2 separate regions of the Homo sapiens genome follow, and region 2 is linked to region 1. Evidence: chromatin contacts called from ENCODE Hi-C or POLR2A ChIA-PET data. All regions are on one chromosome and are shown on one strand. The core of a region is the stretch at or near the end of the contact, and the rest is flanking DNA. Distances in the headings are between cores, read along the strand shown.

Evidence for each region. Hi-C counts contacts between places; a loop is a spot of excess contacts on that map. ChIA-PET counts read pairs that join two places held with the same protein, here RNA polymerase II (POLR2A). Pooled maps may share reads with other maps.
Region 2: a pooled map shows a loop between it and region 1 (5-fold over the local background). The contact joins two enhancer-like sites. A Hi-C loop is called at or near these places in 1 of 168 maps with a recorded cell type or tissue (esophagus muscularis mucosa) and 9 of 50 pooled maps. POLR2A ChIA-PET finds 5 or more read pairs at or near these places in 7 of 52 experiments (Caco-2, GM12878, HEK293 and 4 more).

What each region holds. Positions count from the first base shown.
Region 1 is chr16:69,529,053-69,532,231 of GRCh38, reverse strand. No RefSeq gene overlaps it. Among named protein-coding and RNA genes, the nearest start is that of MIR1538, 35 kb to the left of the region's middle. RefSeq lists enhancers at 1,272-1,566, 1,146-1,855, 1,125-2,324, 2,312-2,606. Within about 2 kb of position 1,456, at least 13 of the 41 ENCODE cell types and tissues checked have a DNase peak (open chromatin) inside an H3K27ac peak, as active enhancers do.
Region 2 is chr16:69,442,742-69,445,920 of GRCh38, reverse strand. The region is part of intron 1 of CYB5B (cytochrome b5 type B); the gene reads right to left. It also overlaps the pseudogene LOC100420066. Among named protein-coding and RNA genes, the nearest start is that of CYB5B, 20 kb to the right of the region's middle. RefSeq lists enhancers at 1,418-1,677, 1,708-1,787 and a silencer at 2,134-2,416. Within about 2 kb of position 1,705, at least 23 of the 41 ENCODE cell types and tissues checked have a DNase peak (open chromatin) inside an H3K27ac peak, as active enhancers do.

The DNA of each region.
Region 1 (3,179 bases), core at 207-2,706:
GGATTGCTTGAGGCCAGAGTTCGAGACCAGCCTGGACAACACAGTGAGACCCCACCTCTAAAAAAATGAAAAAGAAATTAGCCAAGTATGGCAGCATACATCTGTAGTCCAGCTACTTGGGAGGCTGAAGCTGGAGGATCACTTGAGCCTAGAAGGTCAAGGCTGCAGTGAGCCATAATCATATCACTGCACTCCAGCCTGGGTGACAGAGTAAGACCTTGCCTCAAAAAAAAAAAAAAAGGGGTTGCACAGGCTTGCACTGTTCAACATGGTAGTCACCAGCCCCACGTGCCTACTGAACACTTGAATGTGGCTAACTCTGAATTCAGATGTGCAAGCATGTAAAATATCTCATTTTTAATTTAATAATCATAAAAATTGCTAAATGTTTATATTGATTATATGATAAAATGATATTGTTGAAATATTTGGTTGAATATAATATATTGTGCAGTGGCTCATGCGTGTAATCCCAGCACTGTGGGAGACCAGGGCGGGCGGATCACCTGAGGTCAGGAGTTTGAGACAAGCCTGACCAACATGGCGAAACCCCGTCTCTACTAAAAATATAAAAATTCAGCCAGGTATGGTGGCAGGCACCTGTCATCCCAGCTACTCAGGAAGTTAAGGCAGAAGAATCGCTTGAACCCAGAGGTTGCAGTGAGTCAAGATCATGCCACTACACTACAGCCTGGGTGAGACTCCATCTCAAAAAAAAAAAAAAAAAAAAAAAAAAAAAAAAAAAATATATATATATATATATATATATATACACACACACACACATACACACACACACAATTTCACCTGTTTTTATTTTTCTTTAATGAGGCTTCTGAAGCATTTTAAATTACATATATGGTTCACACCTGTGGTTTGCATATTTCCTTTGAATAGTGCTGATATAGACTGCAGAAACTTGACTATATAATGAAAAAATACAGAGAAAAAAAATAGAATGGAAAAATACCAAACTCATCACTGTGATAAAGTTTAAACGATAGGATTATAGGTGATTTTTTCTGCTTCTTTGCATTTTTCTGCACTTTCAAATATTCTACGGGGTCCAGATCTCCCTGTGATAATTTGGAAAAGGGCAAAAGGAGTCTAGAATCTCTCCTGTACTCCTGGGGCAAAAACTATTCTTCCTTAAAAAGATTACATCTTATGGGGACTGTTATTTTGTGAATTAAAAAATGGGGTGCCAGCTAGTCTCCATGGTTCTGGGTATGACGGAGAAGGTCCCACATTCTGATCCCTGCTCTGGGCGAGGAGGGGCATCTTCCTCCTGCCTTCCCCACAGAGAAGGAACCAAGGGTATGAGAACTATGAGAAGCAGCTCCGTGGATGCTCAGAACATCCCTGGGCAAGGAAGTGAGTCATCCGGTGAGTCAGCCCCGCCGCCCTGCTTTCATTCTTGGGATTGTTCCATGTCACTGCTCCTCTCTGTTACCCTTTCCCCCCCACCCCCGCATCACATGTGTGGTCTCAAGGCAGCCCAGGCAAATCGCACTAAGAAGGGCTCCTGGGTGCTCAGCACCTAAAGTGGGTCATTCATGGCACTGCCTGCGGTCACCCACAAGCTCGCCTCTTACTCTCATGTCAACTCATCCGGCAAAGGTGTTATTAGCATTCCCATTTCACAGATGAGAAAACGAGACAGAGAGAGGAGAAATACTTGGCCAAGGGCTCACAGGTAGGAACAGACTGGGTCCTGAGATTCAAGTTCAGGCTGATTCCAAAGCATGTGTTTCCTAGAACTTTCATCTAGGTCTGCCACAAACAGGACTGGGAAGTAATATATTTTTTTTTTTTTTGAGACGGAGTCTTGCTCTGTCGCCCAGGCTGGAGTGCAGTGGCGCGATCTCGGCTCACTGCAAGCTCTGCTTCCTGGGTTCACGCCATTCTCCTGCCTCAGCCTCCCGAGTAGCTGGGACTACAGGCGCCCGCCACCACGCCCGGCTAATTTTTTTGTATGTTTAGTACAGACGGGGTTTCACGTGTTAGCCAGGATGGTCTTCATCTCCTGACCTCGTGATCCACCCGCCTCGGCCTCCTAAAGTGCTGGGATTACAGGCGTGAGCCATCGCGCCCGGCCAAGACTGGGAAGTAATTAACTTGTGTCTTCCAAGCCTCCATTGCCCTAGATTTCAGGAGCCTGAGACCTTCATAAGGTCTGATCGCTCTCTTACAAAACAGGTCTCTGGGAAAGAGTCTAAGAATCTGATATCAGACATTTACAACGAAGTATGAATTTAGGCCCATCATTACTCCTTCGGTGAAAACCTGCAATGTGAAGTCTTATTCCAATTGTGGGGTGAAAGACTAAAAGGAATGTCTACCACTGGAATACACACTGGGGAGATGTCTGGGGAAGAAAGGGCGTGTGCTTAGAGCTACTCTCTGTTGAACCGGACCAGGAGCCACCCTGGGCCATCTGCTCGGGAACGCAGTCTTGCTTCCAGTTTACTAAACCAGGTGGGTGGGGCCAAGGCCCAGGAAGCAGACGCTCATGTGATGTAGCTGCCACAAGAATCCCACCCCCTACAGATTCCTCCAGTGGAGAGTCACACCTAGGGATTAAGCATTTCCCTTTCTTTTCAACCTTTTGATTTTTTGGTAATTTAATGTTTTTATAGGTAATCTGTTCACATGGTTCAAAAATTATATACATTACACACACACACACACACACACAATTTTCTTTCTCTTTCCCTTACCAAGTCCTCCTTCTCCCTAATTCTTATCCCACTCCCACAGTCTCTGATGTTATTAGTTTCTTGTGTATCTTTCCAGAGTTTCTTTATGCATATACAATAAATGCACACATGCACACACAGCCACCCTTCTTTTTATACAAAAGTTTCAGGCTCTTTTTACAAAAGTAAAAATGCTACAGGGAAGAACACATTGCAATAAACACTTGAATTTAAAGGAATCTAGCCGGGCACAGTGGCTCACATCTGTAATCCCAGCACTTTGGGAGGCCAAGGCGGGCAGATCACCTGAGGTCGGGAGTTGGAGACCAGCCTGACCAACATGGAGAAACCCCGTCTCTACTAAAAACACAAAATTAGCCAGGCGTGGTGGCGCATGCCTGTAATCCCAACTACTTGGGAGGGTGAGACAGGAGAATTGCTTGAACCCGGGAGGCAGAGGTTGCTGTGAGCCGAGATTGC
Region 2 (3,179 bases), core at 456-2,955, 87 kb after region 1:
GCAATGGCACAATCTCAGCTCACCGCAACCTCTGCCACCCGGGTTCAAGCGATTCTCCTGCCTCAGCCTCCCAAGTAGCTGGGATTACAGGCATGCGCCACCATGCCCAGCTAATTTTGTATTTTTAATAGAGACGGGGTTTTTCTCCATGTTGGTCTCGAACTCCCAATCTCAGGTGATCCACCAGCCTCGGCCTCCCAAAGTGCTGGGATTAAAGGTATGAGCCACCATGCCCAGCCTCTGAAACTGTTTTACCAAATAAAGCATTACTTACTCAGAAAATTAACCATTTTGTAAAATTATATTTAGCACAGTCCTTGACTTAAATACTCAAAAAACATTTACTTAAATTAGCAAATTTAGAATTTATATTATTTAATATATCAAAATTTGTATTTTTGAAATATTAATGCTTTTTACTTTTTATAACAACCATTTCAGCAGGAATAAATTATCATTCCTATTTTAAATAAATGTTAATTCAATTGAAGTATAAAAACTGTAAGTGTTACTTCCCAGTCATAGTCACCAGCCTATGAGCTCCCTGAGGATAAGGATAACTTCTATTTTTATCTCCTAAAAGGTCTCCACCCAGTGAGTGGGTCTCACATCCCAGTATTTAAGAATGCTATTTTACAGCAAGAGTAAGACAGCCACGATTCACTTGTTATTATATCTGAAACTCTCAGGTTATTATATGTGAAACTGTTCTTTGTTGTGGAACTAAGTCATCAGTTCTGGAATTATGTCCCAATTTGTTCTATACACCTAAACTATGGATGATATTTTTTCCTTTTGACACAACCCAACTATTGTGTTGCCTTTCAGAGTAAAAGGACAATAAAACTCCTTCATAGATTACAACATTTCAGGGAATGACTGAATTTTTGACTTGCTACACAGTTCTTTCTACAAGTACTTTCACTTTCATCAGTCTCTCACCACTTATAAACAAGAGAAAGCACAACACTTTTTTAAAATATTAAGTAAAAGTTATATATTCGCTGTGGTAAATTTGGAAAAAAGAATAATCAACTAGAGTCCTGGAACAGAAATAAGTCCAGTTAACAATTTGGTGCATAAAACTTCATTTTTCCTGTGTATTCTTTCAATCATTTCAGCCATTAGTCTACAATTTTTTATTGAATCCTTACTATTTTGTGTGGTAGGCAGTGATAAATAAAAGTTTTTTGTGTTCTCACAAAGTGAATTCATGTAGTACATAATGTTTTGTAGCCTGCTTCTTTTTTTTTTTCACTGAAGCAAGTGGGGGTCAGAGTGATCAAACAAAATTCTACGGTTTAATAACTTTCACTCTAAAATATGGTCTTAATAGAGATGGCTTAGAACAAGCAAAAAGACGTCAGGGAGCTTTTGGTTTCTGTTTAGAACTCTATAGTCTCCAGATAGAGTTAGCGAAAATCAAATGGATGCAGGGCTGCCATGGGCCACTGGCAGCCCAGCTGGAGGAGTTGGAATCACTGCACTAGGCCCGAGGCTATAGCAGGGTCCTGGCCAGTCTTAGGCCAAGATAATGCCCAGGCTGAGGAGCATACGAAGGCCTCGACGAAAACCCAAAGAGCCCCGGCACCCCAGGAGAAGCCAGACCAGCTCTCAGTGAAGACAGAGGGTAGGAGCTACTGTCCAACTCCAGCGTCAGCCACTGGATGGTCCCGCCCATGTTTATCATCTGCTTCTTCTCAGATATGATCTGCCACTACATGTTCATCCTGGTACAGAGCGACAAGAAGCTCACCCAGGAGCAAGTATCTGACAGTTAAGTCCTAATTTGAAGCAGAGCCTTCAGTGAAAATGGAAATTACATTCCCAAAAAGTCTTTTTCTTGACATGAGAATATTACATCAACAACCCAGAGGATAAAAATATCACCACTTCCTCCCACTATGCTCTCAGGCATGATGAAAGGAAATATAACAAACGTCATCCCTATGATTCTTACTTGTGAATGGATCAACATTGACATACTCAGGCATTGTTGCAACCAAGGTCCTATTTCCACTGACCCTCTGTTTTTTGTTGTTGTTGTTTGTTTGTTTGTTTGTTTTGAGACGGAGTCTCACTCTGTTGCCCAGGCTGGAATGCAGTAGCACAATCTCGGCTCACTGCAACCTCTGCCTCCCAAGTTCAAGCGATTCTCCTGCCTCAGCCTCCCAGGTAGCTGGGACTACAGGTGCCTGCCACCATGCCCAGCTAATTTTTGTGTTTTTAGTAGAGACAAGGTTTCACCACGTTGGCCAGGCTGGTCTCGAACTCCTGACCTCAGGTGATTCACCCGCCTCGGCCTCCTAAAGTGCTGGGATTACAGGCATGAGCCACTGCACCCGGCCGACCCTCTGGTTTTAAGCCTATGCTGCAGCAAGTTATCAAACTACTCACATTAGATCCACCCTGAATGAGCTCTGCATCCTGGTATTTCCTCAACGTATTTGGGCTTCAGAGAATTTACTGTGATTCTAGGCCAAGATAATGGCAACTGACCAATAAGAAATGAGGCAGGAGCAGATGACCAGAGCAGCCATGGCCATGCCCACAGAAACCAGCAAAGCTTCCAAGACAAAGTAGAAAGTTCTGGAGCTGATGGGTCACCAGTGGACACCAGATGATGTCAAAGAGCTCATGGGCAAAGGCCTTCACTTTGAAGTTATGTTCAAAAAGGAGTTACAAGACCAAGTGCCATGGCTCACGCCTGTAATCCCAACACTTTGGGAGGCTGAAGAGGGCGGATCACTTGAGGCCAGGAGTTTGAGACCAGCCTGGCCAACGTGGTGAAACCCTGTCTCTACTAAAAGTACAAAAATTAGCTGGGTATGCTGGCGCTCACCTGTAATCCCAACTATTCGGGAAAACCACTTGAACCCGGGAGGCGAAGTTTTCAGTGAGCCACAATCGCACCACTGCACTCCAGCCTGGGCAATACAGTGAAGCTCTGTCACAAAAAAAATTTTTAAAAAAGCCTCTATTTTTTGAAGACCAAGTAGTAAAAATTAGCTCTGCCAGAACTTGGAGTAGTCCTTAACCTGCTAACTTGTGTTTGAGCTAGAGACTCTCAGAATTTAAAAAAAAAAAAAAAAAAAGGATAGCTAGGCACAGTGGCTCACACCTGTATTCCCAACACTTTGGGAGGCCAAGGCAGGAAGATTGCTTGAGGCCAGGAATTC